2 separate regions of the Mus musculus genome follow, and region 1 is linked to region 2. A link is a loop called in an ENCODE intact Hi-C map of the cell type or tissue named here. Cell type or tissue: left cerebral cortex. All regions are shown on one strand. Each heading gives the region's core, and the rest is flanking DNA. Links, peaks and the distances in the headings are about the cores only. Region 1 has its middle 43 kb from the start of Gm46392. Region 2 has its middle 94 kb from the start of Eef1e1.

Evidence for each region. Peaks named below come from ENCODE experiments on the same cell type or tissue, not always from the same donor. Only the 100,000 strongest peaks of a DNase experiment are listed, where the experiment ranks them.
Region 1: a loop joins it to region 2, with 6 times the contacts of the local background. A loop is called at or near these places in 2 of 42 quality-filtered maps.

The regions. Positions count from the first base shown.
Region 1 is chr13:38,812,297-38,824,282 of GRCm38, reverse strand. No RefSeq gene overlaps it. Among named protein-coding and RNA genes, the nearest start is that of Gm46392, 43 kb to the left of the region's middle. In left cerebral cortex, for the core only: no CTCF peak of the experiment used is centred there; a DNase peak (open chromatin) is centred at 5,304; H3K27ac peaks cover 1,274 bases.
Region 2 is chr13:38,746,801-38,758,786 of GRCm38, reverse strand. No RefSeq gene overlaps it. Among named protein-coding and RNA genes, the nearest start is that of Eef1e1, 94 kb to the right of the region's middle. In left cerebral cortex, for the core only: a CTCF peak has its summit at 7,873; DNase peaks (open chromatin) are centred at 1,848, 4,881 and 5,584; H3K27ac peaks cover 1,750 bases.

The DNA of each region.
Region 1 (11,986 bases), core at 1,870-9,869, 65 kb before region 2:
GGCCACGCTTCTGCACAAATGAGCACAAGGTATTCAATAAACCCTTCATTTCCCCCATTTTCTATTAGCATACTGTAAATATTTTTTTTTAAGATTTGTGTGTGTGTTTGAGTGTTTGCTTGCATGTATCTATGTGCAAGACATGTGTGCCTGTTGCCAGTGGAGGCCAGAAAACATCACTGGATCCCCCAAAACTGGAATCACAATTCATTGTGAGCCATCATGTGAGTGCTGAGAGTTGAACCCCGGACCTCCACAAGAGCAACAAGTGCTCTAACCACTGAACCGTCTCTGTAGCCCTGTGTTTTGCTTTACCATCTGCCTACAGAATATAGGTTGGAAGAAGCTCATTTGTTTCTGTAACTTTTCATTCTGCCTTACTTCAGCATTCTTTCCACTACTTATTTGGGAAACATTTCTAATCTGTTTCTCATTCCTGACTCAGTTCCCACTCCTGTGCTTTTTGGCTAATTTGCTGTTAAGAGTTGAAGGTGAACATTCAGAGGACTAGTGCATTGCTGTTCTTCTCTACACAAGCGATGAGCAGAGTCCTCTGTGGTGCACTGCTTTCTGGATAATAGTGACTCTCGGTCTTGAGTGAACATAAGAGTAAATTGTAGAATTGTTTAAAAGTGGTGGCCATAAGATACAATATCTAGAAATAACCCCACGTGTCTGCAGTCAGTTGATTGTTATTACCACATTTTGAGTGCTTCATTTTAAAATGTCCTCCTCTATTGAAAAAGTTTTCTTCATACAATATATTCTGATTACTCTTTCCCCTCTCCTAACTCCTCCCAGATATACCCCACATCTCCACCCTCCCTAATCCATGAATGTGTGCATTCCCTCTCTCTCTCTTCTCTTCTCTTCTCTTCTCTTCTCTTCTCTTCTCTTCTCTTCTCTTCTCTTCTCTCAAACAAGTAGGCAAACAAAACAGAATTTATTTTAAAGTTTAATTTTGAGAAATGTGTTGCTTCAAGAACCCTTCACATTGGAGGGCATAAACAATGTCTACCCCTATCTTATATAGTACCAGGGACAAACCAAAGGGCAACTATATCGAAGTACATCTTGGGGAGCCAATAAGTCCATTGGGATTACTTGCCAGCATGGGTGACCTGTACTGTATTACTACAGTAGTGTGGGTGATCTCAAAATAGCCACACCACCAGAAAGAGTCCCCTCATAGTGGATGGCAGCTATCCCATACCTGGAGTCCTTTCTTCTGTTAAATTTCCAGCCTATATTCCCTAACACTCCCCTTTCCAGAACCCAAGGCCATTGCAGTGGTCCAGGAGTGGGTGGACAGAATCTCAGATGAGGGCCCAATGATGCTCCCCATCCCCTTCTATGAACAACTGTCAATCAACAAACCCCATCCTGGTTGGGGGTTCTCCTGCAAGTAGTCATAGCTTTCCTGATAAAGCTGGTGGTTGTTATGTTTAGAGGACAGCATTCGCCTGCAAGTGTCAAGACTACACTTTGGGTATAGGACAAGCAGGGGACTTAAACAGACATTTCTCAAAAGAAAAGTAACACACATGATAAACAAGTTACAAAATACTCACCATCCCTAATCAAAGGGCTACAAAGTAATCAAAAAAATGGGCATCCCTTCACCCCATTGAAGGTCGGAGATCATCAAAAAGGTCAACAAAAACAAGTGTTAGCAAAACTGAGAGGAAAGGAGCAAATTGGGACCAGCATTTTCAAAAACTGTAGGAAGTGTCCTCAAAAAACTGTTCTTAGCAGTCCCGTTTCTGGGTAAATACCCAGAGAAGCTGAAATCAGTAGGCAAGGGAGATGTCTGCACTGCCGTGTGCTTTGCAGCACCTTCCACAATAACAAAGCTACAGAGAAAAGACTGTACACCAACAGATGCATGAATTTTAATATGGGATAGATAGATAGATAGATAGATAGATAGATAGATAGATAGATAGATAGATAGATAGATAGATTAGATAGATTAGATAGACAGATAGACAGATAATAGATACATACATAGATACATAGATATATAGATAGATGATAGAACATTGATATTAATATTCAACCTTATAAAGCAGGAACTTCTACCACCTGCAACAACATAGATGAACCCAGAGGACATCATATAAAGTGAAATAAGCCAGACATAGAGAGACATGAACCATGTGGTAATCTGGTAGTCTCAATTATATGTGGAAGGTGGAAAAACCAGCCTTGTAACACTAGAGTACAGAATGCTGTCTGCCAGCCAATGTCAGGAGGATGTGAAGGACAGAAAAAAGAGTAAGCCAGTGGATATGTGAGTAAATCAAAAGGCTTAGCTACTGTCAACTTGGTCCCCTATTGTACAGCACAGTGATTATAGTTAGTAACCAAGGGTCAGGTATTTCAAAGCAGCTTGGAGAGGATTTCAACTGTTCTCAACATAAAGACATAATGAATATTTAACAGATAAGCCAACTCCCCTGATTTGCTGATTCTGTGATATAAAAACACACCAACGTGTGACAATGAACCCTACAACTACAGAGAGTTATCACCTAACAGGTTCTTAAAGGGCCACTGAAGGATTTCTACTCTAGAATATAGAAGACACAAAGAGTGGTGTAACCTTTGTAACAAGTGTCCCAAGAGCCTCCCACACAGTTTGTAGGAGCTACATAGAAACAACCCCCAAATAAACATAAATGCTTAGCTGTAGGACTCCTCAGGTTTCCATTGCAGATCATTAACAAAAAAAGAGTTAGGGAAGCATTGATGCTGGCAATCTCTGAAGTATCAACCTGTCTGTTATGACATAGCTATCTGGAACTTTCCTGGCACATAAGCTGGTTCCATTTACCGTCACCAAATAGCCACATCACGCCTGATATAACGTCAATAGCTTTAAAAAAAACGTATTTCCCAATTACTTCTTCTAATATACAAAGAATCCTTCTTGAGTGGCCAGTTAAGCCAGGAGACTCACTCAGGTACCCAAGTTGTGTGCATCCCTTAAGGGACAGACAGCTTGGGAGCTGGGGTCTTTGGTGGTCAGGAGCCAAGCCACGCAGCAGGAAGGCAAGGAACAGCCAGCAGAGTGGCCAGCAAGGAGCAGAAAGGGTATTGAGAGGCAACTCCCAGTGCACAGACAACACTTAATTTACTTTTTATAATTGATTTCTCACAGGATCCCTCCAAAGTAGACACTGTGGTTTCCAAGCTAGCAGGAGCCTCTTGAAAAGGCAAAGAAGGCAAAGAACTGTTTAATAGATCAAACTGTTATTGTTTCTTAAAGTACATTTTTGCTGTTTGGCCACACCCTCAGAGTTACTTTTGCTGACATAATGCTCTTATGGCCATGAGTATTAGTAATAACCATAAACCTAATCAAGATAATATTCCAGAGGTGCGCCTGGAGGCAAACGAAAGAGCTAGCTTCCGGTACTACACCAAGCCCTCTAGAGAAATTCAGTCTTACAATTCAGTTTCTCTAGAAGCAGTCCTGATATCACCGTCCATATTAATCTGGGTTCTCATAGGAACAGAATTGATGGAATGGATTTATTACGTTGGATTACAGGATGCTGTTTGAGTAGTTCCACGACGACAGTCCACGAGGATTGATGTCTCAGCAATTCCAATCTGATACGGAAGGCCTGGGGAATTCCCGGAGAACTGCTGGTCTTCAGTCTACATTGGAATCCCAAAGAAGTTGATTCTAACATCTGTGAATGAACACCGTAGCAATAGGATAGATGAACTCACTAGCAAGAGGGAGTGCAAGTAGGCAAAAATAGAAGTTTCCTTACATGGAAACTTCCATGTTCTTTGATGGGCTACCATCAAAAGATGCCACCCGCAGTTAAGGTAGGTCTCCCTGATTTAAATTATCTGATGAAAAAATCCCTTACTTACAGGAGTGCACACAAATTCCTATTTTAGTTGATTCCAGATGAAGTCAAGTTGATAATGAAGATCAGCCATCACATCTATTGTCTTTGTGTAAAATGCCACCTACCAGAAATTGTCAATCTCTGAAATTAGTGACCGTGTGTGAAAATAGAAGAGTTATTTCTCAAAGCCTGAGCCATGAAATGATTGAACACTGAGAACATTATGTTCAGGGAGATAAGTTTGTCACAAAAGGGCATACTGAGGCTCATATGAGGGTCTGAGAACAGCCACACAAAGACACAGAAAGTGGGAAGGGGGTGCTGAAAGCTGGAAGAAAGGAGAACGGAGACTGAGTTTGGGAAATAGAAAGTTCTGGAACTGGATGGTTACTCAACAATGTGACCACACGTAATACTTCAGAGCTGTGCATTTAGCCATGGTTAAAATCTTGTTATGTATCTTTTCACCACAAGCAAAAGCGAGTTCATCGAGATACAGTCATAGCAAACAATCTCATTTTCTTTTACATTATGTTGGTAAGTTGGGAATTGGAAAAAAAATTCATAGATATTTATCTAGGATTCATCCAAGCATCTGACAGCTCTCATTATAGACAGGAAATGAGCACTTAACACTATTGTTCCTGGGAGGGTCAGAGTTAGTTGAGGAGCACAGGAAGGACCTAGGACACTCACTGCATGGCTTCTCAGTTCCAACTCACCCCTCAACAAAAGTCTCCTGCGGTGGAGTACTTGCCTCGGGACTGTTAGGAAATTTCTAAGGAGTTTCTAATGTGCAGCTAGAGACAGCTGTTTAAGACAGATGTTTAACAGAGAACAGACTGAAGAGGTGTCTGTGACATGCTCAGTTGTACCTTGGTAAGCAGCACTCAACATCTTTAATTCTCCAACATAAGTTCCAAACCATCGACAGGTCTCATAGCATCCCTGAGGCTCACTTACTAACATCGAAGGATTAATGCCGATCGCCTAACTCCTTTAGCGTGATGCCCTCACAATTCCTCCATGTCATGGTACAGTTTCAGAATGTCCTTCTTTTTAATGGTTGAGACGTGTGTCTTTGTTTCTTTTATTCATGTGTCTGTTAACACGGATTTAAGTTTGTCCACACTGGGCACACTGGAAGCACAGAGTCTCCATTGGCACATGGGCATCAATGTTCTGCATAAATATCCAGAGGAGCATTGCCAGCTCATAAAGCTGTCTACTTTTCAATTTTTTTGAAGCCCCTGGATGCCATTTTCATGGACATTTCCCATTACCACAACTGTATACAAGTGTCCCATTTCTCTACAATCTAACCCAACTACTATTTCCCGTCTTTTTCTTTCTTTTTTTATAATAGCCATCCTGGCCTTTTGTGACAGATGCATGAGGCAGTTTTTTCCTCCTTGGTTTGCCTTGCATTTCTTGACAGACATTATGCTAAGTGAGATGAGTCAGCTTCAGAAAGAAAAATAATGCAAGGTTCCAGTTATATAATGGTTTCTAAGACTGTAAAAGTCACAGAGTTGGAGTAGGTGGATTAGCCAGAGCTGGGAAGAGAAAGAAGTGGGGTCAAATGTCATAAGGCCTCATCAAACAAGATGAATAAGTGTAATTGGTACCCAGCATCATGCAGGAAGCTAACAATTCTACATTGTATGTAAAGCACCATTAAGATAGGACATCCCTATTGTAAGTGTTTTTACGAGAAAATAAATAACAGAATAGGGTTGAAGATGCGTCAATGTGTAAATTACCTAGATGGTGATCATGAGGAGGAGAGTCTGGATTCACAGAACCCAGAACCTATATAAAAGTTCAACAGAGTAGCAACCTACAGTACCAACACTCAGGAGGAAGAAGAGACAGAGGCCCCTGGGGGAGGCTGCTTAGCTAGAATAGCCAGGGTGGCAGAGCTCTGGCCTTGGGGAGAGACCTTGTCTCAATAAATAAAATAGAGAAGGATTGAGGAAGATAGCTGAGGTCAACTTCGGGGCTCCATACATGTGTGCACATGTGCACCCACACACATATGTACCCACACACATGCAAACAGTCATATATACCCACCACACCCATGAAGGCCACCCCCACAAAAAATGTACTGAGATCCATAAAATAAAAACATAGGCAAAAGTAGCAAAGAAAGGCTAGTGTCAAGTGTGATTGGGACACTTGAAGAGCTAAGGAGAGCTTTCACAGGGCCTTGGACAAGTGGGTAAAATAGAAGCTGAATTATAGGGGGCAGGTCCACCTTCAGGATGGGGTACTTCAGATGGTAATAGGACCAACTGCGGCTTAGGGTAACAGTGATGCTTGTGCTGTGCAATGTCTCCTAGGAGATCTTCTGAACAGGTCAAGGACTGCCATAACCAGAAACCCCAAGAATGCAAATAAGGGGGCCCCTTCCCATTCCAAGGTCATGTCAAGAAAATAGAGTCATTCTCCTCGGTACTGGCAGTCGACATCAAGCAACCGAGGCACAGCCAACAATAAAAGTGAGGGCCACTCCAATAAGCATTAACAGAGACTCTGTAGAAGCAGGGCAGAAATGAATCAATGAGTGGCAACTTTTGGGGGCAAAAAGGGAAAAGCAGAAGACTAGTTGCATGGGAAAAAATGCTTTGAGGCAAAAAAAAAAAATTGGAAAACAAAACATGTTACTTTGACTTGAACTAATGGAACAAGCCAATGTGTACTGTTGATGAAATGTCTCTCAACAAAATGATCGACACAAGGACAGAGCACAGCAGAGCTATCGTTAATCCCAGAGCTCACTGGCCTGCTAGCCTAGCTATACTGAGAGTTTCAGGTTCAATGAGAGACACTGTCTCAAAACTTACAGCGGAATGGAATAGAGGAAGACACTCAGTGTCCTCTGCAGGCATCTCCAAGCTTCTGCATGAACATATAAGTACATTACTCGAACATGTAAGGACACATAGACCACATATAAGATCAACAAATAATAACACCCCAGCATTCCTTAACTTGAGATACTATTGTGCCCTGCTGAGACACAAGAGCACTGTGAATCCACTCTTCCCCATCACCACCCCAGAGCTGAGTCGGGAAGCTCTGGTCCACTGCTGCCCTTCATCGTCCAAGAAAGTCAGATTCTGAACTCTTAAAAACAGTTTCTGCTCAACACCTATCACCTTGACAGCAATTATAAATTAAAAAACAAACAACGAAAGAAAACCAGAAAAACCAAAACAACAAAACACAAACAAACAAACAAACAAACAAACAAAAAAACCTTAAGGCAAGCCAAGGTGAGTCAATTGGCTGGGGCAGTCTGCATAATGAGATAAGTAACCATCCTGAAACTGGCCAAGATAACGTTCTACTAAATATTTAGCCTCTCTAAATCCTTAGACTGGATATCCTTTCCAGATCATTTACTTAAAAAAAAGAAAGAAAGAAAGAAAGAAAGAAAGAAAGAAAGAAAGAAAGAAAGAAAGAAAGAAAGAGGAAAGGAAAGAAAGAGAAAAGCTCACTGAGAGACTCACACATTAAAGAAAAATTAAATAAATAATAAAATCTTTAGATCCGCAGCCTGAAAAAAAAATTAATGGCAGAACAGACTTTATCACAGAAGGATTATGGGTATTGTGAAGAAAAACCTTCCATCAATTCTGTTAGCCCTGTCTGACAAGACAAAGAGGGAAAAGGAGAAAAATTTGAGGGGCAAGAGAGGGGGCGGGGGGGGGGGGCGGGGCGGGGAGGCAGATTGACTCCCTGTAAATAATGGTGCTCAAAGGCTGGCAGACTTGAGTTACTTCCGCAGAAGGGCGAGTAGGGCATAGCCACTAGACACAAACTCATGACTCACACCCTGCTTGCCTTTCTAAAGACCGCAGCGAGCCAGTGTGTTGTCAAAATTACATTTTCCACATCATCTGAGCTAATACAGCAGAGTAGCATGAAATCGTCCGGATTAGGCTTTGGGAGGGGGTGTGCCAACTTGCAATTTCCGGGGTGGGAAACAGAGCCAATTCTTTCCCTTGGTCCACTACAAGAAAGAAACCTGTGAGGGAAGGGTGCCTGTTCTGGTCCTCTGTATTCCTCTTCATGAAAATACATTTTAAATGCCTTCTTTGGAAGTGGCAATACAGGGTCGCGTAGGTATGGCGTAGATCTGAGTCAAACACCGGGTCTTAAGTGGGACGTTCTTGTGACGTTCTTGTGGCTGGAGGAATCCACAAATCTGCTTATTTGTTCTGTGTTTATTATCTGAAGTGGCGATGCCAGGAAATTTAGGTGTCCCATCCAAGGCATGGGATAAACTGAACGTAGAACAAATACTTCTTTGAGAAGGAAGGAGAGGAGAACTTGGGGTGGGGTTAGGGAGAGAATTACCGCTTTATGTTTTATTTTACCCCTGGACAGAGTCATCCTGCATCTGCCCATCCTATGCGGCATCTGGAATGTTCTATTTCTCCCTCCGCACTTTAAATCAATGCCTGCAAGGACTTTTCCAGGGAACAGTAGAAGTAAGTGAACACCTTGGTAAGAGAGGAAAATAGGGATTATTTCCCAAGGAACAAGATGCTCTGCTGTGGTTTTAACGGGCACCGAAAGCAATGTCATCTCCTACCTCTCTCATCTCCCATGGGCTCTGGCTGCCCAGGACACAACCCTGAACTCCAGGACACAGCCCTGTAAAATGTGGAAACAGAGGACTCCGTATGCCTCTTCCCTCCCCGCCCTTACACCCTGTCCCCTTTTCTATTTATTCCTCCAGTCATAAGCATCTCTTTAATCTCTTCCAAGGAGGCTTTCCTGGCATGAGGTGGGTTGAGAGAGAGGAGGGGCTAGTGCCATTATTGTTCTTAGACAAAGACAGAGAATGACAAGGCAGAAGGGCGAGTCACCCAGAGGTCGGACCACAGAACCTGGCCGGTAATGCAGGGCCTGACATCCCAGATGTTACCAAAGCGCCGTCTCTCCCTGCAAGAAAAATCGGATTAGTCACCATCCGGTCTCCTAATGGACACACTCTGTGCTCTTTAGAGCTTCATTTACTGGGTTAATAGTACTTTGCCTGAGTTCTTTGGCTATGGAAAAAAAAAATGAAAGAAAGAAAGAAAAAAAAAAAACCTGTAAGAAGAAATATTCTGGGTGCAGTCCGCAGCCGCTGACACGAGTAATATCGTATTCATCACAGACAGACCTCGTATCTCATTACTACTGAAGAGCTGCCCGGAGGCATCCGAGCCTGGCCTGGCCAGGCCTCTCATGTGGAACGGTTCAGGTATATTGTGAAATGATTTAATGCGATAATAATGTCCACTTTGCGAGATAGATTATGTTTTTTATAGTGGCTGATGGTTAATGAATGATACATTAGCAAACATCACTAAAACATTATGGGGGGAATGCAGATGCTGACACGGGGCCTTTTTCCCACCACGTCTTGGGCTCTCTCCCCGAGTGGTCTTGCCACCATCCCCTCCCTCCCCGCCCTTCCTTGCCTAAAGATGGAAGGCAGAACTTACAAGAATCAGGAAACTTAATTTATTTATTTTTTTTTTTAAGAAAGAAAGAATCCCAGCTGTGTAGCCCAGCCTCCCGCCTCTCCTCACCAGATGAAGGCATGAATACTAAAAGACATTCAAACGCGACCTGAAATATCTCTTCTTAAATCAAATGGGAATCAATGAAAGTACAAACCCGAACAAATACATTATATGTTGACCCAGTTTATTAGATGAAGCCGTTTACCCTGATTTGATTTATCTGGCAATACACAGCTCAGCTGTGAAATGAAATAAGCCGAGCCCATTCACCTTATTTCCTGTAGCATCCTGGCCCTCGATAGGCTAGCATCGCCTGCTTCAGGGCCGCCAGCCTTTCCATTACAAATCTCTCTTTGTAAGATTTTCCCAGCTTGGCCTCCTGCTGGTGCATCGCATGGCCGACCTTACCCAGGAGGACAGCCGTGGAGTAGATGGGTGTAATTCTGTGGTTGTCTTCATGGTCTCTGCTATTAGGTGATTAGGGATTGGGATTAGGTGCCACCACACTGGTAAAGTTTGTTCACACTTAAGTAAAAGGTAGATGAGTTCCTTACAGCTTTCTTCTCTCCTTGGCCTCCCGTAACTGGACATTTCCATGTGGTCTTCTTCTCATTGGTGCGTATCATGGAAAGCAAACACCTGGCTGGTTCTGAGGGTCAAACCCTAGCATCGTGGGGGGAAGGGTTCGTTATGACCAGTGAGGGCGTGACGCTCTAGGAGATGTGTGGTATGATTCTCAGAGGACCTGCCTAGAGGAAAGAGAGGACACAGATCCTGATTCCCAGATCCACTGAGATCATTACAGAAACTCAGAGAAGAAAGGGGGTAAAGAGAAGGCAGGTTTCAAGCTGTTTCGTGGAAAGGGCAAAAAAAAAAAAAAAAAAAAAAAAAATCATTCCCACAGCTGTTCCAGCCCCAGCAAGCATACAACCTCATGAAACCAGATGTGGGCAAGACCATTCTTTGAGAATTTCTACTTGTCTCCAATGCGGGGCACACTGATGCCTGTGCAGAGAGGAAGGGCAGGAAGACCTAGGGAACAAGCTCCTGCTGCACCCCACCTGCTTCAGCCTGGATTCTGTGATAGCCCTTGGACTCTCTGCTGCGCAACTGACCCTGAAACCTCAGGGGACTTCTAGGTGATATGACAGGCTGACACCCAGAATAAAAGATATACTAATGCAAGCCAGTTTGGGGGAAGCTGACAACATTGGGAGTCTGGTAACCTAGAAGAAACAACCGCACTGAGAACGTGTGAGTGCCTCCGGGTGATATCTTGCCCAGAGCAGATGGCACTGATTTAATTGAACTCGCCTAGACAAGTTACCTATGACAGGTACAGCAGTGGGTAGATGTCACCATCCTAAAAACCGGTGGTAATGTAAAGTCTTCGCTATAGTTTGGGGCTAGTATGTTCCCCAAAGGCCCCACGGGTTAAACGCTGGGCCTCTGGTCTTTGGTTCCTTTAGGAGCTGAGGCCTAATGGAAGTTGGATGTGTATCACTGAAGACCATCATGATGGAAGCAGCTCTGTTCACCACACACCCCATATCATGCTGTCCTGCCTGACCACAGGCCCCAAACAAGGAGCTCAGCCAACCACATGACTAAAGCCATGATGAAGGAATTAAATTGCCCTCCATCTCCTTTGATTTGTCCCGGATATTTTTGTCATAGCAGTAGAAAGATGGTTGACGGTCTACGAACAAGGAATGGATCCAGAGTCCCACTGTGTTCCCCAAAGGCTATGGGGGTGGGAGGGACAGTGGCAGATATCTCTCAGAATGGATGGAGAAAACGTATTCATGTAAGGAAACCCAAAACTGCAAGAAAGAAAAACATGGCTGCCATTTACAATAGACTGGGCAGGGGACAATAGTCACCAAGGCCAGGGCATGTGACAATAGCAATTAGAGTCCTACTGGTGAGAGGGGAAGCCAGAGGAGAGATAGTGGGAGGGAGAGAGGTTCTTACTGGCAGAACTGGAGACAAAGAGAATACGATTTTTGTTGGTGTTTGAATTAATAACAATAGGAGCATATTTGGAAATGTGGGAATAAAGCCTGCATAACTGAATGTGCACTTCTCAGGAATGAGGGGTGTTGACGGCAAGGAGGTAGTGATTAAAGTTGGAAGGAAGATGCCCCCACCATGTAAGGGCATCTGGGTCAAATTATAAGCCTTTCACTTTTCAAAAACTATTTGGAACAATATACAACAACAACAAAAGAAAAGAAAAAAACAACAAAAAATGTAGTTAAAAATAAATGAAATTAGAGTGTACAGGCAGGCTTCAGGTTCCTCCTTTTGACTTGGATCTATCTTGGAACCTGAAGAGGCCTTGGGTGTAGGGTTAGAGAGAGGCAGAGGTATGGAGATGCTATCCACTCCCCGGCCAGGTGGGCACTATCTCTGTCCCCTGCTCAGCTAGCTTTCTGTCACCTAGCCTCATACCTTTGGGCATATGGAAGTCACATGCACTGTAGGGGGTATGCCTGGCTGTGAAGGCTTTTTACTATATTACAGCCAGAAAGCAGAAAGAGACAGAGACAGAGAAAGACAGAGAGACACACAGGGACAGAGAGAGAC
Region 2 (11,986 bases), core at 1,420-9,419:
ATCTGCACTGGGTGGAGCTTAAGCCTCAAAGCCCACCCCCACAGCAACACACCTATGCCAACAAGGCCACACCTCCTAATAGTGCTACTTCCCATGGGCCAAGCATATTCAAACCATCAAAGTGACCCTAGCAGAGAATGTGACCCTATCTGAGACAGTGACCATAGCTTAGAAAGTGACCATAAAAAAGACAAGGTTTGTTCTTTAAAAAGAAATATTTATTTGACCAAAACATGGCTTTTAGATATGCTGATAAATTTAGTGACAGATTTGCCAGAAGAAATTTCCATGCTTGACACTGGCCCTGAGTTCAGACTTTTGTATCTAATTAAGAAGTCATTTCAAATTTAATGAGTTAAAGTGCACAAAAAGCCTACTATATCCAAGAAGTTGTATATTGTGTATTTAAAAAAAAAACACACAGTTAATCTCACTTACTACACACTTACCGTTAGATCACTTTTATTTTATTCATATTCTTATGCATGATCACAATGCGGGAGCATGTTCCACAGGGTGTGTATGAAAGTCAGAGGACAACTCTGTGAAGTTGGATCTCTCCTTGTGCCTTCCATCGGTTCTGGGACTTGAACTCAGCAAATCAGGCTGGTGTAGCAAGCGCTCTACCCAGCTTGTTGCCTTGCTTGATCCATTTTCAAAGATGATTAAGGCTGAGATGATGTTTTAACATTAAGCACTGCTGACCCTCATAGCCTTATCTTCTACCGCCTACCCTGAGAGAGCCTCTCTATTCTGTTAGGCTGGCCTCCAGGACAAAGCCACCTCTTCCCCAGTGCTTTTGACCTTTGAACCTTGTCATGCACCATCATAAATGTTCGGTCACTTTTAGAACATTTGGAATGTTCTCAAAAATATTTGTGCTCAAGGGGAGATCTTACTCTTATGACAAGACAACCTCCAAATTCAATAGTTGTCCTGACTGTTCCAATCCTTCTCCTTCTCTTCCTCCTCTTCCTCTTCTTCCTCCTCTTCCTCCTTCTCTGAACTCACTCCTACAGCCATGAGAGCTATGGTTTGCATCAGTCCTTCAAAAAATTCTCCACGGGGACTTTGATGACTAGGGCCATAGCTTACACTTAGCTCCACACAGTGCTGTGTGGATATGAGGAACTCATGAATGCTAGATCAAGTGAGTGAGTGATTGCTTGCAAACCTGTAAAGAGGAAGTGAGTTTCAAACCCCTTTTTTCAATAAGTCTATGCATCCTGCCTTCTGTGCATGGCAAGGAAGGCGTCCTCTCCTTTTTGCCTACTATCTTGTTGACAAATTTCTAAGATAAAGCAAAGGAAAACGAACAGTCTTAGTTCTAGGCTCAACCCTTTTGTTTTCTTTGTCCCTGTTTACCCAGTCAGTAAAACCTGAACCTTCTTCCTTTCTTGGACCAAATGCAAAACCTGAAAGGAGTGATTCTTGTTAAAGCAGACCTCTAGAACCAAGTCAGGAGTGCTATATTGGGAAGGGGAGCTGGAGTGCACAGAAAACAAATCTTCAACTTCTGTTGCCCATTTCTTAGGTGTGTATCTGCATGATGAGAGCCACCTTGCCTTTGTTTCCCCCTAGAAATTGTCCACTAAGACTCACCCATATGTTCACACATGAGTACGTGCACACACACACACACACACACACACACACACACACACACGATAGGCAGACCAGGACCTGAAAGAGTTCAGCCCAGGGAGCGCTGTGTAGCATAACTATACATGATTAGGAAGATCTTAACACACCTCTCCTCCCTGCCCCCCAGAACTAATCTATATGCTAATTTGCACTTCATAATGCCGCCCCACAATATGGTAATTGCTGTAATGTTTTCCAGGGAGAGGGGGGGGGCATGAAAGAAAGAAATTGAGCTGCGGCTCAATCACTGAAGCTTGCGCATTGGTGAGGCTTCACACAAGAGCGAGCCCACGTCCAAGGTGCAGCCACGTTGAGAACACAGTGAACTTCAGGCAGAACAGGAAATGTGTTCTAAAGCTGCGCTGTTTCAAAATGGCCCTCTGTAACATGGTGTATGTATACTGGCTACAAACTGCAGCCTTCTAAGTAGAAGAAAGCCCTTTCCCCCCACCTGCCGTGGTAGCTGATGTCTGATTTACAAGAAGCTCCAACAGCTGATCTAGTGGGATGGCCCAGCCTCAGGGGGACCTGCCTCCCCAGGCATGAGGGTCCGTTCATGTTGGCCTGTTTTCCTATGTGCGATCACCAGTGTTATTAAGATATCAAACACAGGAATGACAACAAGAGTCCTAATTAAACAACAGCCTAACTGTGCGCCCTCAAAGGAACAGACAGAACCCAAATAAGAGGAGTGTGGGACTGGAAAGAAGGGGAAAAGACAACGGGGGCTTTGAAGCCATGGGGGTTTCAAACAGCAGATTTGCTATGTGTATTTAAAGGGCCAGATGACACGAAGGGCTCCTAAAGCTATTCAGAGAAGATCCGGGACTCACTGAGTTGGAAGGAGAAGTAGAGTCCTGTGACCAGAACCCAATTGTAATTGAGCTCAAGGATCACTCTCGGCAATCAGGGAAGTAATACGCTTCTGAATAATTATGAATAATTAGGCACATTTATGAATAATTACATTGATAATAACTATCTAACTCATTCCATTTGGAAATTGTAATTCAGTCATTGCAGACTGGGAAGCCATTTCCCCGTCCTGCTCTATGCATATTCATGGCCTAATCCAGGAAACTGCTGGACTTGCCATGGGGACAAAGGGACATCCTGGTCTACAGGGGCCAGGCTTCACCTCCCCTTGACTGATTCAAGAGGACTCCAGACAAATGAGAGAAGCAAAGAGAAGGGAAATATTTTTCTAAAATTCCGGAGCTTTGCCACCTAGTGACTCATTTATCAATATGCTTACAAGTGATGTAAGGAACTGGTTTCAATACAACAGTTAAGAAGCAGCCATTGTCTCCCCTGACCTCACTCTAAAGCAGGCTGGGAAACTAACTGTATATGAGCAATCTTTTCATAGTCTTACAGTTGAGTACCATTCTCCTTAAGGTCAGAAGCCACTGTTTGAGCACACAGTCTTACTGCATTCCAGGGATTTAGACAAAAGTGTGTCTCTTCTTATTGCCTTCACAAGCACACACACACACATACACACACACACACAAGCACGTACATGCACACATACACTCCTCTCCTTCTTTTCCTCTCTCTTTCCTCAACTCTTTAAGTACATCTTCCTCTCTGTTCAAATCCTAACAGTGTGATTAAAAAGTAAGCTTACATTTTCCTGATACCAAAGGTAATTATGTTTGGAAAATATTGGAAAGAGGAATTTTAAAAATGGCTTTAAAAATCAAGGATACCAATACTGAAGATGACCAGCATTGACTCAATGTTTTGAAATGATCGTTTGTAATACATGTTTTAGGCAAGTTTGGTTTTATATTCTGCCTGGTTTTCTTAGTATTATAGAAGAAGCAATTTCTATATTAATAAAAAACAACAAAACCCCTCAAGCTTTAAAACTGACCAAAAAAAAAAAAAAACCTTAGAGACCATATTTAGGATTTTAAACCTCATATAGACACAATCTAGTGACTTTTTACTTCATATCAATGTGCTTCATCATGAGAAAATAAATAATTTTGAGGCTGGATCCAGGAGTGCAGACTCTAATCTCCTGAGGCAAGAGATTTGCTTGAACCTAGGAATTTGGCCTACCCTGGGCAATGTGAGAAGACTCCATCTTAAAAACCCACACATGGAAAGGAGCTGGGCGCTGGCTCACTAGGCAGTTGGCCCACTGCTTATGAACAATCCTATCAAGCCAAATCAGCAAACTCTAGACCAATGGTTCTCAACCTCCCCTACCCTGCAACCTTTTCACATAATCCCTCATGTTGTGGTGACTCCCCAACCATAAAATTGTTTTCATTGCTACTTCATAACTCTAATTTTGTTACTGCTGTGAAGTGTATCATGAATACCTGTATTTTCAAGTGGTCTTAGGTGACCGCTGTGAAAGGGTCCTTTGACCCTGGAAGGGTTCATGACCCACAGGTTGAGAACCACTGTTCTAGGGTCAGTGAGAGACACTAACTCAAAAAAAAAAGTGAGAAGCAATAGACAAAGACACCCAACATTGCCCTCATGTGTCCATAGACATTCAAATGCATGAGCACACATATATTCTCATGAATGAATATAACAGAGAGAGAGAGAGAGAAACACACATACACCACACAGGCACACACGCACATAAACACACATACCATACACACAAATCATTTGCTGACACCCTGAATGTTTACGGCTATGGTGTTCGAGTGAGAATGCCCCCCCCCCATAAGCTCATGTACTTGGGTACTTGGTCCCCAGTTGGTGGAACTGTTGGGGAAGCATTAGAAGGCATGAACTTACCACTGGCAGGAGGGTTGGCTTTGGGGTTCCAAAATAGGTCCAGTCCAAGTGTGTCTTTTTCTCTGCCTCCTACTTGCAGATCAAGATGTAAATCCTCACATGTTCCTATCATCATGCCTTTGTTCCACCATCATGAACTCTAACCGTCTGCAGCCATAAACCCCAAACCAAATGCTTGCTTTCAGAAGTTGTCTTGGTTGTGGTGTTTTATCACAGCAACAGAAAAGTAACTAAAACAATGGCTTAGCCATGCTACATGAAAACATACACAGTAAGCAGGCAGGGAACACAGGGGATGAGGAACAAGACAGTACAGGGTACTGCAGCAGCACTGGGGACATTAGGCCATTTCAGAGCTGACAAATGACTCATTGAGTTAAAGGAGATAGAACCTCATCTCGGAGCACAGACTTGTATTTACCTAACAGCTTCAAGAGTCCAGAAGTAAGGAGAGGCTCAGAATAAATCCTACAAAAAAAGACCTGCGTGGGATTCCCTCAGGAACGAGATCTAAATTGCAAGTGCTGGCTGGAACTTCACACATCCCATTACAATAAACGGAATGACATTTTAAGCAGCTTGGTACTTAATGGCTGTGGCTGGAGTCTTTAGGATTTTCTTCTCCTTTTGGATTCTTACCTGTGCCAGTAGGAACTCTGCACAGCTCCTGCTCATATGCACTCTACCTGGTGGCAACCAGGAAGCAAAGAGAGATAGAGGATGGGATCATCAGACAGCAAAGACATCTGTGGGAGCTACTTCTCCTAACTAGTTCCACCTTGACAAGTGTCTGCTGTCCCTCCAGACAGTGCATCTGTCTCAATATTGACATTGTTAGTTAGGGCAGGGCCCTAGAAGTCTAATCAGTTCTCAATAACTGGATCCATTACCTGGGATCAAGCCCTCAATACATGAGCTTTTGGTGGGGGAGGGGCACTTCATATACACACCACGATGGTTAGCTAACATTTGAGTCCTCAGGCTAGATAATGCAGATTGCTCTTCCCCAAGGTGGTGGTCCTAACCGTATCCACAGAACACCTGAATACAACACAAGAATAAGAAATAATTTTTTTCTTTCTGCCAATCTTCATCCAGGGATATTGGTCTCCCACTTCCTTCAGTCTCAGATTCTGGTCCTAATCCTTTGGCTTCATACCCTGGTGTGGCACTTTCTTGGTTTTTTCAGGTCTTTTGACTCAAGATGTGCCATTGGCTCTTCGTGTCACCTGCTTGTCTGCTGGAGCTGCTGAAGCTTATATAATTCCATGAGCTAATGGTGGGAGAGGGAGGCAAGGGGTTGGGGCGTGGGGGCAGAGGAATGGGTGGGGAGTTATTCTGTTTCTCATTCTTAGGCAAACACCAGAACACCTCAGACTATTTCTGATTCAGGAATTCCTGGGGAAGTTGAGTCAGTAGCCTTCAGTGATTGTAGAGCATGCTGAAGTAGGAGAACCCCAGCCTCAGAGCAGAGGGTAGGTTCTCTGCACTCTGACCAAGTCAGGTGTGTGGGCAGAAGGCCAGCCTTCGGTTCCCTGGGAGGAAGATGGACATTCTGGGTTTTCTTTTCTTTTCTTTTAAGATTTATTTATTTATTATACATAAGTACACTGTAGCTGTCTTCAGACACACCAGAAGAGGGCATCAGATCCAATTACAGATAGTGTGAGCCACCATGTGGTTGCTGGGATTTGAACTCAGGACCTCTGGAAGAGCAGTCAGTGCTCTTAACCACTGAGCCATATCTCCAGCCTGAGAGGGTTTTCTATAGGCAATACACCAAGTATCTACCTCATTAGATATCAACACAGTATCTACCTCAGCACAATATGGCACTACTGTCCCTTTACCTCTGCCAACAGTGACTGGGACTGGCCTCTCTTCTACGCGGGAAACACATCTCTTCTCTTTTGGATGTTTCCTTCCAGCACAGAAATCAAAGCATAAGTCAGAGGTCTCCCTCAGCACTGGTCACCAGTTATTCCAGTTTGTCTTCCCAGCCAATGACAACAGAGTGTTTTCCCAAATTGTGTCACATAGAGCCTCATATAGTTCATTTCCCCCTCATGGACACTCTAACAGATCCTTCTCTGATTCCTTTTTATGCTTGGATAGGAATCTTGGGTGGGGGTGTGGGAGGGGCTTGGGGGGAAGCCTGCTTAAGTCATACAATTAGCAAAGAGCATGCATAGGATTTGAACTATGATCCATCTCCCTAAGATCTGTAGTAAAAGAAAGGCTCTGTGATGGTTTGAATGAAAATGACCCCATTGGCAAATATATTTGAATGCTTAGTCAGCAGGAAACAAACTTGTTTGAAAGGATTAGAAGGATTAGGAGACGTGGCCTTGTTGGAAAAAGTATATCACTGGGGATAAACTTTGAGATTTCAAAAGCCCATGCCAGGCCCAGTCTCCTTGGCTGCTGCCTATGACCAGGTGTAAACCCCTCAGCTACTGCTTCAGCCTGCCCACCTAACACCACACTCCCTGTCATGATAATAATGGACTAAGCCTCTGAAACTGTAAGCAAGTCCACATTTACATGCTTTCTTTTATAAGCATTGCCTTGGTCATGGTGTCTCTTCAAAGCAATAGAACACTGACTAAGACAGGGTATGAGCTTCCACAGACATGTTCAATGTGCATGGCACTATGAAAATAAAAGAGAAATATTATACAGGTGGGCAAAGTAGATAATAGCCTATTCTATAAGATAAAGTTCCCAAGACTAAAATCTTCACTGAAAACTTTCAAAGACAAAGAACTAAAAGAAAATCAAATTATAATTACAGTGGGTATTGTATGATCTATAAAAATCCTCTCTAATATAACCTAATATAATTTTTTTAACTGATTTAGACTGAACAACTTTACTTTCTATTATAAAACTATAGGAGAAGGTGAGTAGCTTAATGTGATGCCAGGTCTCCAGAGACTGATGGAAAAGGATGAATGAAGCAGGAAAGGATCAGTAAAAAAGCTTAACTAATATCAAATAGAACGCATTATGCATAGCCAGTGTTTCCATTGTGTGACATCTTAGAGACATTGGTCTGACCCAGAAGGATCCATCTGTCACTTGAGTTATTTGACTATTGATTAATTTTCAGAAATGTTTCGGCATGAGTGACACTGTGGAAAGAAAGCCTGCTCCCCTGCCCCCTGCTGTGGGGACTCTGAGCAGCCTGCCTTTGCCTTTTTGCATGATTTATGTTAGGTCCGAACCTGAAGAATCAATAAACAGCTTTTGCAGCAGAACTGACTACATCCCCAAAGAAGGCTGCCTTTGCAGTCTCTACATGATCTACAAAATGCATTAGCCTTTGGAGTGGCAGGGTCAGGAATGACTGGTTGAGGAGAGCCAAGAATTTTGTTCACGTTTGTTGATCTTTGCAATGTGCTACGTCTCACACCCAGGTTTATCCCAGTACCCTTCCCCTGGTGGCAAGGAGGCAGAACCACATTTAATTCCAAGTTCAACATTGGAAGCACTCATCTTGAAAGAGCTATATCTCTTCAATACACACAGACACACAGACACACACACTATTCTTTGGAAGAAAGTCTGTTTCCTGAAACATCATTACCAAGATTGAGAATATCTCCTTCTCTTTAGAGCTGTCAGTTGGCACTTCTGGCTCTAGGTGAGGAAGGACTTGCAATATGTGACCTCAGCTGTGTCCACACACAAGAACCAGAGGGGAATGTTGGTCTCAGCACAGCAGGTATGGAAGAAATAAGAAAAAGGAAAGCAGAGTCTATGGCAGCCTGTCTTCCCGCTCTAATAGGGTAGGGCTGTCATCAAGGGTGAAGGGAGATTTCTCTATTATTTCATGCATTGTATTTTATCTAAGTGAAATAAATGGAAAACTATGAAGGGGAGCCTAAGGCTTCTCTGCCTCCTGCTGTCTCCATTCCCGCACATGTGAGCCATGCTGCACAGAGGGCACCAAGGCAGTCATTCCTTAATAATATCGGACATAAAACTTCTCCTGTATGGCACAGGACCTAGAGAAGGAGAGGAAAGTCAGTGATGGAGTGTGTGACTGAGCACTTTGTCAAGGGGAAATGGGCCTTGTATTGTGATTCTCGTCCCCTGGATTGGGACAAACTAGTCATAAACATAGACAAGGGGACAAGATCCGCTGAGCCTAGAAGTGACCACGGGTTTACTCAGGCTGAAGTTGACCTGCCAACTTGCTGGGTTTGCATTGAGGTTTCAAGGCAAGGTCTTTTTTGCATTCTCTGTCCCAAACCTCCAGCTTACAGAATAAGGGCAAACAAAACAGAGAGTGTGGTTTTCTTAAAGGAGATGCCATGGTGCTTCTAGAATCCTCGTGCTTCCGGACTCAGCCAGCTTCTGGGGCTATTGTGGCACAAATCGTCAGTGAGAACTAGCTCTGTACCTGGAAAGAATAAAAATTAGCAGTCCAACCATGGCATGGAGCCAACCTGGGACATTACTTAATACATCTAATTACATAAGAATAATTTCATTAGCACCAGCTTTCATTTGAATATGCTGCAAGTGGTCAAAATTTTTTATCTCCTTACTGGGACTCATCTCCACTGAGATCTCAGGAGTGAAGGTTTACGATGTTGGATGGCTGTTAAATGTGAAATCTCAAGCTGAATAAAGACACTAAGCAACTGGGCAGACTTCTCAGGTCTTAATTATTATTTACAAATTGGTCTTATAAGTAAGTGCCAACATGAAGCCAACATGACAGAAGCAGGCTTCGTCCTTACTCCAGCCCAGCCCATCCCACAAAGGACAGGTACATCTTCAGATTGAATGAGAGGAAGAACAGCCCTCTAAGAAACTCCAAAGGGGAGGGGAAACTAGACGCGATGCTTTCTCTGTCGGCTGTGCTGTGATCCTGTCGCCAGTGAGATATTCCCCCACAGAGCAGAAGAGCTGTGGGTGAAAGGTTTCCTACATTTATAATGTCAGGCGCTGGGTCTACCAGGTAAAAAGTAAATGGTAATTTTATCATTAGCATGCCTGACCCCTCAGTCATGCCGTATCTCATAGGAAATGGCAGGAACAGCTCACGTGTCGGCACGGAATACTTAAAGATCAGCATGTGGAAATGTCCCAGAGCTCGCAACTGAACTGCTGACACCTTTTATTATTGCCACTTAAATAAATGATTCGAGGGGCAAAGGAAAGGGAGGGCCGGCTTAATGTCGAGATTTACATTTGGGATCCTCAGGGCAGTTGTTTCTGAACTGTTTTCAAAAAAATAATGTTGCTGTGTTTCCATTGTCAGGGAGCAAACACGGTCCTAGAAAGTCATGACTATCCGTAAGCTTCTAGCATGCTCAGTACTCCTTGGAGATGTGATTAGGCAGGAATTTCTCCTCCTCGTTTGCATTGTATTGCACATGAGAATACTTCCTGCATCTGTTTCCTCCTTCTGATTGGGCAGGAGGATGGATACCAATGAGGCTGTTCACCACAGCACTTGATCATCACTCTCTGAAAGCAGTAAGATGGATAATGAGAGTTCAAAGGTCATTCTCCCTATTTTTTTTCTCTTTTACAATAAAACCATATAAAAGCACTAAGGAGAGATGGCTGAGTGAGTAAGGTGCTTGCCTCAAAAGCAGGAAGACCTGAGTTCAAATCCCCAGCACCCACATAAATCCAGGCAGGGTGGTACAGGTTTGCAACCCCGGCACCATAGGGACGAGGGAAGGCAGGTGGATCGCTGCAGTTTATTGGCCAGCCCACCTAGCCAATCAGTGGGTTCCAGGTTCAGTAAGAGACTCTGTCTCAAGGAAATAATGTGAGAAAAACACCTATGCCTCTGGCCCCACGTGTGCATGCACAAACATATGCATGCTTACACACACAGGTACTCATATGTAAACTTTATATATGCATGCATGTAAAATTACTATAAAAATACATTGGTTTATGCCTGACAGTACCTTTAATGGCTAAACAGAGTAACCATCAGCTTCATCTAAGAGAACCAAAAGAAGACACACAAATTCCTCACACCACCATAATGACAACCAAAAGCGGCAATCATAGATAAAGGAGACAAACCACCCAAACAGATTCGGTTGGCACTATGGGATTCTGGAATATTATGCAACCTACAAAAGAAGGTAATTCTGGCACATACCACAACATGGATGAACTTGGAGGACATTATGCAAAGAAAAAGGTCAGGCACAAAATGGTACATGCTGCATGACTCCACTCAAATGTCTGGAGTATGGAAATCTAGAGCAACAGAAGGTCCATCGGTGGTGATTGAGGGAGGGAACTGGGAGCGTGATGTGTGAGATGATGATCATGGGTACAGAGTTTCATCAAAGGCAATGAGCAAATTCTACAACCGACTGTTGAAAGCAGCTACACAATGCATGTGTTCAGCTCTGGCTATGGGCTCTTAGCATGTCCTGTCAGCCATATTTCCCTAAAGCTGTTTGGGAGTAACCCAGGGCTGGGTGTGGTGTCACACACCTGCAGTTCCACCACACAGGGTGGGCATCTCCCGTGAGTGAGATCAAAGAGCACTTACCTTCTTCGTTACAGCATTGTCTATGGCATGCCTGTTCACTTCTTATGTGCCTGAGGATTTAATTAACTGCATGTCAGTCTCTCCACGTGTTGTTACTAGAGAGCTGAGTGTATGTGAACTGTGTCTGCAGAGAACCATCAGCTCTGGGATTCTGACAGGCAGACCATGCCAGGCCCTGTTCTCCACCAATGCTGCCCATTTGTAGCCTCTGGCTGGTTCCTAATGTGCCTTAAACAGCTGGGACTTCCATCTTTCTGGAAGTGTGAGGACCAGCTTTCCATCTCTATGAGAGAATGCCTGAAACAATCTACACATAAGAAGGAAAGGTTGATTCTGGCTCACGGGTTTTAGTCCCCAGTTGCTTGGCCTTACTGCTTATGTGCCTATGTGCCTGTGCTGAGGGACACATGGTGGCAGCAGGCAGTGCGGCAGGCCTATTCACTTCATGGTAGTCAGGAAGCAAAGAGAGAGACGGGAAATGGCAAGGTCTCATATCACCTTCAAGACTATCTCCTAAAGCCCCACCACCTCCCAGAAGCAACACGGTGAGGACTGAGCCTTTGTGATAGTTGACCTGTTTCCCCTGGACGTGACATGACCATTGGTCTTTGTGAAGCAGAAATGCTGTAGTGACCTACAGGTCCTTGGTCTGCAGTAATAGTCATGAGACAGAGAACAATGAAGTTATATCTGTAGGAATGGTGATGGTGTTGTTATTCTCTCATAGAAGGATGGAGAAAGTCCAACAAACCCACAGCCAAGGTTCCTCTCACCAACTCAACAGCCACACATGGTCTTTGGGGATGCTAGTGTATGGAGCAAATGGAAAATAGGTAAGATTGGGATTCTTCAGAGCGGCAGCTTCTGTCAGTCTACACCATGGTAAGACTGTTTGGCTTTGGGTCACCCAAGTCCCTGTAAGTAACTCCAATACACCCATTGGCTCATCACCCTGGACCTGGATGGAGTCCTTTCTCTGTGCTGTTGTTGCTCTGTCTGTGGCAAGCAGATATGGCTTTGCTTCCGGGGGAA